4 separate regions of the Homo sapiens genome follow, and regions 2, 3 and 4 are each linked to region 1. The links are chromatin loops, found by intact Hi-C in ENCODE. Cell type or tissue: dorsolateral prefrontal cortex. All regions are shown on one strand.

Evidence for each region. A loop is a pair of places that touch in the nucleus more often than their neighbours do. Peaks named below come from ENCODE experiments on the same cell type or tissue, not always from the same donor. Only the 100,000 strongest peaks of a DNase experiment are listed, where the experiment ranks them.
Region 2: it touches region 1 in a loop (5-fold over the local background); 7 of 110 quality-filtered maps call a loop at or near these places.
Region 3: a loop joins it to region 1, with 2.3 times the contacts of the local background. A loop is called at or near these places in 12 of 110 quality-filtered maps.
Region 4: it touches region 1 in a loop (2.8-fold over the local background); 5 of 110 quality-filtered maps call a loop at or near these places.

The regions. Positions count from the first base shown.
Region 1 is chr2:152,626,595-152,629,094 of GRCh38, reverse strand. It overlaps FMNL2 (formin like 2), which reads right to left. Exons shown (of 26, transcript NM_052905.4): 17 at 2,368-2,500; 18 at 562-796. Among named protein-coding and RNA genes, the nearest start is that of PRPF40A, 90 kb to the left of the region's middle. In dorsolateral prefrontal cortex, a CTCF peak has its summit at 1,559; no DNase peak of the experiment used is centred here; H3K27ac peaks cover 2,278 bases.
Region 2 is chr2:152,417,456-152,419,955 of GRCh38, reverse strand. The region is part of intron 1 of FMNL2 (formin like 2); the gene reads right to left. Among named protein-coding and RNA genes, the nearest start is that of FMNL2, 84 kb to the right of the region's middle. In dorsolateral prefrontal cortex, a CTCF peak has its summit at 1,011; a DNase peak (open chromatin) is centred at 1,045; H3K4me3 peaks cover 480 bases; H3K27ac peaks cover 2,500 bases.
Region 3 is chr2:152,553,708-152,556,207 of GRCh38, reverse strand. The region is part of intron 4 of FMNL2 (formin like 2); the gene reads right to left. Among named protein-coding and RNA genes, the nearest start is that of PRPF40A, 160 kb to the left of the region's middle. In dorsolateral prefrontal cortex, CTCF peaks have their summits at 780 and 980 (motif pointing right); no DNase peak of the experiment used is centred here; H3K27ac peaks cover 2,500 bases.
Region 4 is chr2:152,504,522-152,507,021 of GRCh38, reverse strand. The region is part of intron 1 of FMNL2 (formin like 2); the gene reads right to left. Among named protein-coding and RNA genes, the nearest start is that of FMNL2, 170 kb to the right of the region's middle. In dorsolateral prefrontal cortex, no CTCF peak of the experiment used is centred here; a DNase peak (open chromatin) is centred at 1,331; H3K4me3 peaks cover 626 bases; H3K27ac peaks cover 2,500 bases.

The DNA of each region.
Region 1 (2,500 bases):
AACTGAAGTTTATGATATTCATAAATCTCCACCAGATTAACACAAGGGAATGAGAGATGGTTGGCTATTATGTCTATATCACCACAGTTTATTATAACAAACTTCCAAGAAAGAAAACTCTTATGGTAAATATAAAGCTTTCAGCAAAAGCTTGTAAGTCTGCTCACTAAAGATGAGGCAACATTTTTAGAAATGAAAGTCTTATTTTCAGTCTTGCCAACACTGCCAGAAGACTAGTATCTTCAGAGAGGAACCAAGTTTGAGAAAAGAACCAAGTTTCTTTGTCCCCTGTCCTTTTGAAATCTAGAGAACATCTGTAGACACAAAAAATGGCATTCTTTCGGAAGAATGGCAATATGGAATATGAACATTCCCCATTTTTCAAATTTACTTTGCATACATAATGTGGAAAAGATGGTTGAAATAAAAATGCAATTTAGAAAGTTCTGGGAAGGAGTCTTTAGAACCCATCACACTGAGTACGATTCTGGGAGAGACTTTAAAAAATAACGATTCCACATTTCTTTGGACCCCCTCCCCTGCCAGAGTCAGTCCACTCACAGGAGTCAGCATCTGAATGCTTTCAGCAAAGTTCCCAATGAAGGCCATGATGGTCATCTTCTGCATGAGCCTCTCGATTTTACTAAACTGCATCATGAACCGATCTTCATCTGACAAGTTTTCCAGAGGCTTCCTTTCCCGCTCGTAGAGCCGAAGCACTTTCACTTCATTCTCAGTTGGTAGGAACCGCATCAAGCATTCCACAAAGTCCACAGGCAGTGTCTTCAAGTCAAATCTAAAGACAGATGTGGAGAGATTAGCATTAGAGAGAAAAACCTCCTACCCCCTTTTCAAGTTCATCCATCTTTTCAGGTTCATCCATCCATCATCCATCTGGTACAGCTCATCAAACACCAAATCAACGAGTCTAAGATTTCTCCAGCTGTCCTGTGAAGTCCCACCCTGGTGCTGGTTCTTGACTATGCCTCAGGTAACTTAACTGGTTCTTCCTGAAAACGTGGACCTTGTCACAACTGCCATCCTCAGTTTTTAGGGTACTGGCATAGCTCTAAGCCTCTGGAATCAGGAGTAAATGAAAATAGGAAGAGGTAGAACCAAGGCCAAAGCATCTGATGGTTTCATGGTTCAAGCACATAGTTGACAGGCATTGTGAAGTACAGCTAATTCAGGAGATTAACACTGTACACATTAGTACAGAATATCTGGTGAATTATGTAAAATATTTCAATTAAACCAATAGTCTGGTAGTATTTTTTCTTCTTTGGAAAAAAATGCATCCAAATGCCTGTATTATTGAATGTTTTAGGTTAAGTGCATACATTCCTTGAAGTTCTTTTTGGATATATGCTTAATTTGAACAAATGAAGTATTTGTTACAGTCTCTATTCTCTATTATTCTCTGGACAATCTTTGTTCAGCTAAATAATAGAATTACATTTAATCATCATGACAAACAAGATATATAAAGATTTAAAGCCAGGCTGCACTTCAGGATTCAATGACAGAAATCAGAACAGACTGTAGGAGGCACTGGACTACCAGATTATGACCCTGGTTGAGGACACAAAATTGGAACAAAGGATTTCTTAGGGTCATTTACACCTCGAAGCCTCTAACCAAAATGTATAAGATAATCAATTTATAAATAATTAGTTCCTAAAACATTTAATAATGTCTTCATCACATTTGAAAGTCACCATGGCCACAAGAAGAATAGAAGGATTCTTCTAATAGAGGAGTAAAACCAATGCCTTCTATGCAGTTCAAGAGTAAAAAATGAACTTTGTTTAAAATGTCCTGAAAGTACTGAAAGCAAAACAATTCACATTCCTGTTGTTACGAATTAAAATATGCATCTGTATCATATTTGCATCTGGCATTGAACTGTATCATTCCACAAATGCCATCAAATTTGTATTCAACAAATCTGGATAAAATCCAGATACTCCAGAGAAAACTGACATTTTCTACCTTTTCTTAACATCTGCCACGCTCAGCTCAACTTTCCTTTTATGTAAGCATTGCTGGAGGCCCGCATAAGAGAGTAGACCCAGATAATAAATGATGTCACAATCCAGATGTTATTCTTCTAAAACAATTAGTTACTGGTTCTAATACAACACTCCCCAGGGTGATTTCTGGTCTACCTCTTTCGTGTTGGCATCATATTCAACTTTGAAGTAGCACACACAGAGTTCAGATCTCTCAAGTGTGGATATCAAAAATTGCTCCAGCTTTTATCTTAGGTCTTGTCTCACTATTGAAATATTTGTCATCTACTAATTCATAACTTTCTCATTTTCATTTTATCATAAACTAACTAGAATATAATTTTCCTGAACTTACACATGAATAGCTTTACATATTTCATCAGCAGTCTTTCCAGCTTTCCTTAAAGTTATGGCAAGATTTTTGGCCCTGTTTGCTTCTAGTAATGTCACTTTGTTTGATCCCTTCTGTGGTATCTTCTGTTTGCTTG
Region 2 (2,500 bases), 210 kb after region 1:
AATTGGATGATTTTGCTGTCTCTGATGCCTGGCATTAGTCTTGGTTTAATCCATTTTTGTCTCACCAGAAACTTGCCTGTTACAATCGGAGTCTCTCCCATATTCTGCAGCTTCCAGCAAGTGTATTCCCTGATAAAGCTCCCCCAGAGTTCCAAAACAGGTCACAGGGAGCCCAACAGTCCTCCTGGGGTGGTCTCAGGGGCGCCTAGACACAGTTTTGCCCTGTGTTTCTCCTTTCTGTAGTGAAGCCCACATTTGGATTCTTGGTTCAAATGCTTTTCTTCAGAAAACTGGTAACTTCAGGATGGATCCCAGAAAAAAGCTATTAAAATTAGTCATTTTAGATCTCAAAAATAAATTAATTTACTCCTCCTGAGGCTTGGTACCCTTTGACCATCACGTTACCATTTCCCCCAGCCCCTGGTAACCACTCATCTACTTTCTGCCTCTATGAATTCGATTGTTTTGATCCCACATATGTAAGAACATGTGGTGTCTTTCTGTGTTTCGCTTACTTCACTTAGCATGTTTTCTAATTCCACTCATGTTGTCGCAAATGACAGAATTTCTTCCTTTTTTGAGGGCTATTCCACAGCATGGTAAATACAATAATAGCATACTGTACATTTCGATATCACTAGGAGAAAATCTCAAATGTTATAAAAAAGTTAAATATTTGAGGTGAATAGGTTAGGTAGCTTGATTTAATCATTCCACATTGAGTTCAAACATCATTACATCACTTTGTACCCCCTTAAGTATTTGCAACTATAATTTGTCCATATATAATAAAAAACAAAAAAAGTCCTTTGAAAGGCAAAAAGAGAACATGACAAAATATTAACTGATCAAGGATGAAAAATAAGTACACTCTGTTTAAACATAGTTTTAAAAAACCTATGCATAAGTACAAATCAAAACCACAATGAGATGCTGTTTCATACCCATCAGAATGACTATTATTAAAAAAAAAAAAAAAGGAAAAGACACATATCCTTTGCAAGCATATAAGGATATGGAGGGCTCGGAACCCTCGTGCATTGCTAGGGTGCAGCAGACACCGTGGAAACAGTATGATGCTTCCTCACAAAGCTAAACATAGAATTACCATATGATTCAGCAACTCCACTTCCAGTTACATACTCAAAAGTACTGAAAGCAGAAACTTAAACAGATACTTGTAACCAATGTTCATAGTAGCATTATGTAGAATAACCTAAAGGTAGAAACAACTCATATGTCCATCAATAGATGCATAGATAAACAAAATGAGGTTTCTATCCATGCAATGGAGTATTACTGTTCAGCCTTAAAAAAGAATGAAATTCTGACAAATGCTACAACAAGAATGAACCTTACCAACATTATACTAAGTGAAATCAACCAGACACAAAAGGACACAACTTCCCTGATTCCACTTATGAGTTACATTGAATAGGCATATTCATGGGGACTGAGAAGGAGAACAGTGGTTACCAGGGGAAGGGGTGGGGGGAATGAAGAGTTACTGTTTAATGGGTAGAGAGTTTCAGTTTGGGAACATGAAAAGTTCTGGACACAGACGGTGAAGATCATTGCACCACCAACAATACAAATGTACTTAATGCCACTGAACCGTATGCTTAAAAATGGCAAGGATGGTAAATTTTATCTTAACGTTTTACCACAGCAAAAAATAAAAATTAAAAACGTGGCCAAAAAATGAAATGAAAAAGAAAATCACCATGTAAATGCAATGGACTAAGGGGTAATTTTTCTATGTTTCAATTCTTCCAAAAGAGCTGCTATAATTTTTAAAAATTAATGCATTTGCTGGGTGCAGTGGCTTATGCCTGTAATCCTAGCAGTTTGGGAGTCTAAGGCAGGCAGATTATCTGAGCTCAGGAGTTCGAGACCACCCTGGGCAACATGGTGAAACCCCATCTCTACTAAAATACAAAAAATTAGCCAGGCATGGTGGCAAGCACCTGTAGTCCCACCTACTCGGGAGGCTGAGGCATGAGAATTGCTTAAACCCAGAAGGCAGAGGTTCAATCAGCGAGATCAGTGAGCCGAGATCATGACACTGCACTCCAGCCTGGGCAAACAGAGCAAGACTCTGTCTCAAAAGAAAAAATAATAATAATAAAAATAATGCATTTACTCACACACTCACTGGTGCACAAATAAATAGGCAGGGCAGGTCAAAAATAACAGTCTGGGTTCAGTGGGAAATTTAGCTCTAACAATATGAGGCACAGAGGAGGTGAGTTACATGTCAGAGGAGCAGGCAGCAACCGTAGATGGAAGCAGAGCAAAAGGGGATATACATCAGGTGCCAGCATGTTTTCTTCCTTCTGATCTTTTGCCTCGAAAGCCAGCCTTTCAGCCTAAGCCTCAAGGCCCTGATCACCTTGGGTGATGTGCACAGATCACAGGAACACCTCAATGTAAGCAAATCCAACCTTGCAATGCCCTAGACTATTTCCTGATCCCCGCTTGGTCCCACTGTCAGCACAGC
Region 3 (2,500 bases), 73 kb after region 1:
TAGCAAAGTCATTTCAGCAATAAGGGTATGGATGACATGAAAAAAGAGCCCCCATTTTTCTAACTATTATCTCAGTCCCTACCCCTTCTTGACTTGGAACTTTCTGTATTGGAGAGAACTGGCCATTTTCAATTGGAGTTGAAAGTGAACTTCTACAGAAATATAAGAGTAAGGAAAGAAAACAGGTAAAGATAAAAACGGGCAACTTTCAAAGCAGTAACTGGAATCTAAAGGCATTCAAAGAATATGGATGCCTCATTTTGCAGATTTATGTAAATGATCATGCAAGGACTATATCATATATTCAGGGTTCCCATAGCAAATTAGTTCCATTTCACCTCTGTGCATGCTACACACACTTTTTAATATGTTGCCAATAGGCAAACAGTTTCAAATTGGGTGATTATAGGTTTTGGAAAGTTGAATTATTTCTGACTCTGACAGAACGCATAACTTCCTGAGTGCCTCACGGATTCAATGTAATTACCATATGCTGTACATCTGAATTTAGGCAAATTCTAAATCAGATGCTTAGGAGCTGGAAAAGACAGGGACAATGACAAATAGCTCTGGAAGAAATTGGGTGCAAGGAAGAGATGTAAGTGCCAATGCCAACAGTCACTGTTTTATTGTAGGCTGGTCACAGCTTAATATCAAATCTTTGTTCTGTCTCCCCAAATCTTAGAACCTTATTTCTCCTCATATAGGTCTTAAGAGATGTTCCTGGCTTTCAATTTCTAAGATCAAGCCAAGTAGCCCAAAGTTGCACAACAGAAAGGAAAAAGCAGTTAATTCCTTTTGCCAGCCTCCTCTAGAGAGAGGTCCTACAGACATATGTTGGGAACTGAAGTTGATGAAAAATCATGAAAAGCAAGAGAAAGAAGCACTGTGTGGATTCAACACTGGTCATCAGATCTACTCTGTTAGGCAGTGTTGCAAACTGATTCTCAAAGTATAGCCCATATACCACTAGGGGTCCCTGAAACCCTCTCAGGGCGCCTGTGAAGGTAAAACTGTTTTCACAAAAATATTAGGACATTAGTTGTTTTCAATCTGTTGACACTGACACTTACAATGCCAAAGAAATACTGTATAAAACTGCTGCAACCAAAGAAGACACTTATTTATTGTATTTGTCACTCCGTGCACTCAGGAGGGGGAAAAGGCCAGCTTCACTTAAGAACGCCCTTAGATAAGCAATAAAAAATATTGATTTTATTAAAGCTTACTCATTTAGTACACATCTTTTTCATTTTCAGTGTGACAAAACAGGAAGCTCACATAAAGTACTTCTGCTACCTGCTCAAGTAGCACAGTTGTCTCAAGGAAAAGCACCTGTGAAATTGTTTGAGTTGCGAGCTGAACTAGCCATTTTTTCATGGAATGTCAATTTACTTGTAAAAATAACTGACAAACTATGGTGATTCAGTTTGGGGTATGTGGCAGACATTTACTCAAATATGAAGTGAGCCCATCCTTTCAAGGACAACACAGTATTTGTTGCTGATGACCAACTTTGAGCTTTCAAACAAAAACTAGAATTCTGGAAAACCTGTATTCACCACCGTCAGTTTGACAGCTTCTCAATACTTAACATATATTCTAATCAGACTGGTGGTTATTAACAAATGTGATTTTTAAAAACATTGTAAAGGGATATGCTTCAACAGTGGAGAAACATGATTTTACTGAGTTATTCTGATCTTCCAAATGACCAACATGATGTTAACAAATCATGTCACAAGTTCATGTATGGATAAAAAGACCCAATCAAAGTGTAAGACAGCACAAAGGATTTTTTGAGACAGGGTCTTACTTTGTTGCTGAGGCTGAAGTGCAGTGGCACAATCATGGCTTACTGTAGCCTCAACCTCCTGGGCTCAAGTGATCCTCCTACCTCAGCCTCCTGAGTAGCTGGGACTCCAGGATCATGCCACCACACCTGGTTAATTTTTGTATTTTTTATAGAGACAGGGGTTCACCATGTTACCCAGGCTGGTCTCAAACTCCCAGGCTCAAGCCATCCTGCCCACCTTGGCCTTCCAAAGTTGCTGGGACTGCAGGCCACAGCACCTGGCCAATGGATTTTAATATAACAGAGCACAAAAAGTTCACTGATATGATTTCAGACTCTACATTATAGCTATCTGTAAGAATTAGTTACTAGCCGTTCAATTTTGGGGGTACTACTAAAAAAAGAATATCCCAATTATCTGAAAAGACCATTTAAAAAACTCATCTCTAAGTGTGTATAAGACCCAATTTTCTACATATACATCAATCAAAACAGATCACGACAAATTGAATGTTGACTCAGGAGAATCTAGCTGCCAACTATTAACCAGATGCTAAGGAGATTTGCAAAAATTAAACCAATGCAGCCTTTGTCACCAATTTTTTTTTGGATTTGAAGAATATTTTTCATAAAACATGTCATTTAATTTATAATGTATTAATATTTATGTTAATACATAACATTTATTTTATATGTATTTAAATT
Region 4 (2,500 bases), 120 kb after region 1:
GCGAAACTGTTTTTTTAGCAGTTGCTGTGATAAAAGCAAGTAACAAGAGAAAATGAAAACTGAACAGGAAAGGAAGTGTGTGCACAATCTGAATTCAACGTGTGAAAGCTGTGCAGTGCCCCATAGCTACACACATATTGATAAGTAATTATGCTTTTAGAAGAATAAAATGAGTTTTTTCCTCACAATTTATATGTAATATTTTCTCAAACAGCCACTAAATTAGTAGAACATAAATAGTTGTTTAGACCTAAGTACTTAATAAATGGAATGGTTAGGTTTTTCTTTTGGTCTAGGAGGCACCATGAAAATTTTTGAGACACTAAAGATGCTATGACTGAAAAAGTTTGGAAACCTCTAGTCTAGATACTATCTACCTCCACCCCCATCACACCTGATATTACTACTTTCCCGCAGCACAGTACATTTTCCGTGTCCATGGGTTCCACATCTGTGGATTCAACCAACCATGGATCAAAAATATTTGAAAAAAAATGCATCTGTACTGAACATGTACAGACTTTCTTGCCACTATTCGCTAAACAATATAGTATAACAACTATTTACATAACATTTATACTATATCAGGTATTATAAGTAATCTAGACATGATTTAAAGTATAAGGGAGGATATGCATAGGTTTTAGGCAAATACATTCTATCAGGGACTTGAGCATTCATTGATTTTGGTATCCATGGGGAGGGGGTCCCAGAATCAGTCCTCCATAGATACCAAGGAAAGACCATATTCTAAAATAAAAGGCCCTCTATGAAGAATTTTAATCTTAAGCTGCATATGAGAAATTATTAAAACAGTTGGACATTGATTTGAGAAATAAATGCACAAATTTTTCAACTAAAGAAATTTTTATCATAAAAACGAGATATTTCCCTAGGGGTTCCATGTAACCAGGCTATCACATAGTACGCAGCACCCTAGTTACCTTGGCAAATAAACTTCAATCTAGGTAAGTTTTTTTCACATGTAACTTCTAAAGAAATCTTTCAGACTAAACACGGTTTCAAAACCATTTGCTAGAACTTAGCTTTGTGATAGAGTACAAATCTAAAATGCCTGCTGTCCTGGCATAATTATTAACAATGCCCCCTTTCACTCGAAAAGTACTCCAATCTGGATGATCAATTATATGGCCGCCCTGATTTACAAGCCAATTACATGTTGAAGAAATCAAGGTATGAATGTCTGCTTGTATTACTAGCTAAGCAAGAACGAGAGGTGTGATTCTGGGTTTCAGTTTTTTAAATAACTCATTATCAGACACTCGAAGACACGGCTGGAGCCGGCTGGAGCCCGATGACCCTTAGTATCCTTCTTCTAACCCACAGTCCTGTGACTCTGAAGTCACAATGGGTAGACAGTGAATCAGCACATCTAGCTGCCAAAGCTACTGACGAATTAGGCTCTGTACCTTACAGATTTCATGCACGTTTTACTAAGTTGTTGATAACCTGTAATAATAAGCCAAGTAATGACTTGGGTTTCCTTATTTAAAGAAATAAGAAGAAATGAGTAAAGAAAATATTACAAGAAAAGCAATTCATTAATTCTAAATTCTCCTTTGTTCAATTGTAACAAATTTAATATTTCATTTTAAAATAGTCACAGTTGGAATTGTTTCTAATTCTATCCATTTTTTTCCTTGTAACTCAACCTGCCCTTAGATAAATTTTAATATCTTTCTTCATACAAAACAACATTTCTTACTCATTAACACTATATTTTTTCTTCCCAAGAAACCCAGTGGCTGGTTTTCACACTTGACTCTCTACTATTCCTTTCTCTAAAAATGGAAGGTGCAAAGATTTTCTTTCTCACAAAATCTCTCATGCTTCAGGGTTTAAAAAAAAAAATCTTCTGACTTAGTAAATATAGACTCTCAAAGAATGAGCAGACTCGTGTGTGACTTTTCATAACATACACAGGACAGAAATACTACAAATAACTTTAGATAAACAGAGGGAAATATCATGCAATATCCCTCTAACTTGATTTCTGAAGAACTGTGCTTTAAATGTGATGGCATTTCAAGACAAAATTAACTTGCTGGTTTCACCTTTGCTTTTCCTTACACGTCAGTATTTTCTACATTTAAGGCCTAAGATGAACATGAATGACAGCATTCACCTTCTAGAACTCTGAGTGTCTTCAGAGTATTAATACACAGATATGCACATTCCTAAGCCCCCGCCTGACAGTAATGATTCAGGAATTCTGAGATCTGGGCCCAGGAATCTACATCTCTTACAAGCCTCTGAGATGAGATCCGTATGTACATAATTTCTTAGGTCTACTGATAAACAAGTGCCTCAGTGCATAAGAGATAGAAGCTTACATTCAGTAAACAACCCATTTACTCATTTCTCAAAATTTTGAGCATGAATATATTAAAACACACACACACAATGAGATGCGGCTATGGAGAGACACTAAACAGGTTTTTAAGAAGCCTCCCTGCGGCTGAGCGCGGTGGCTCATGCC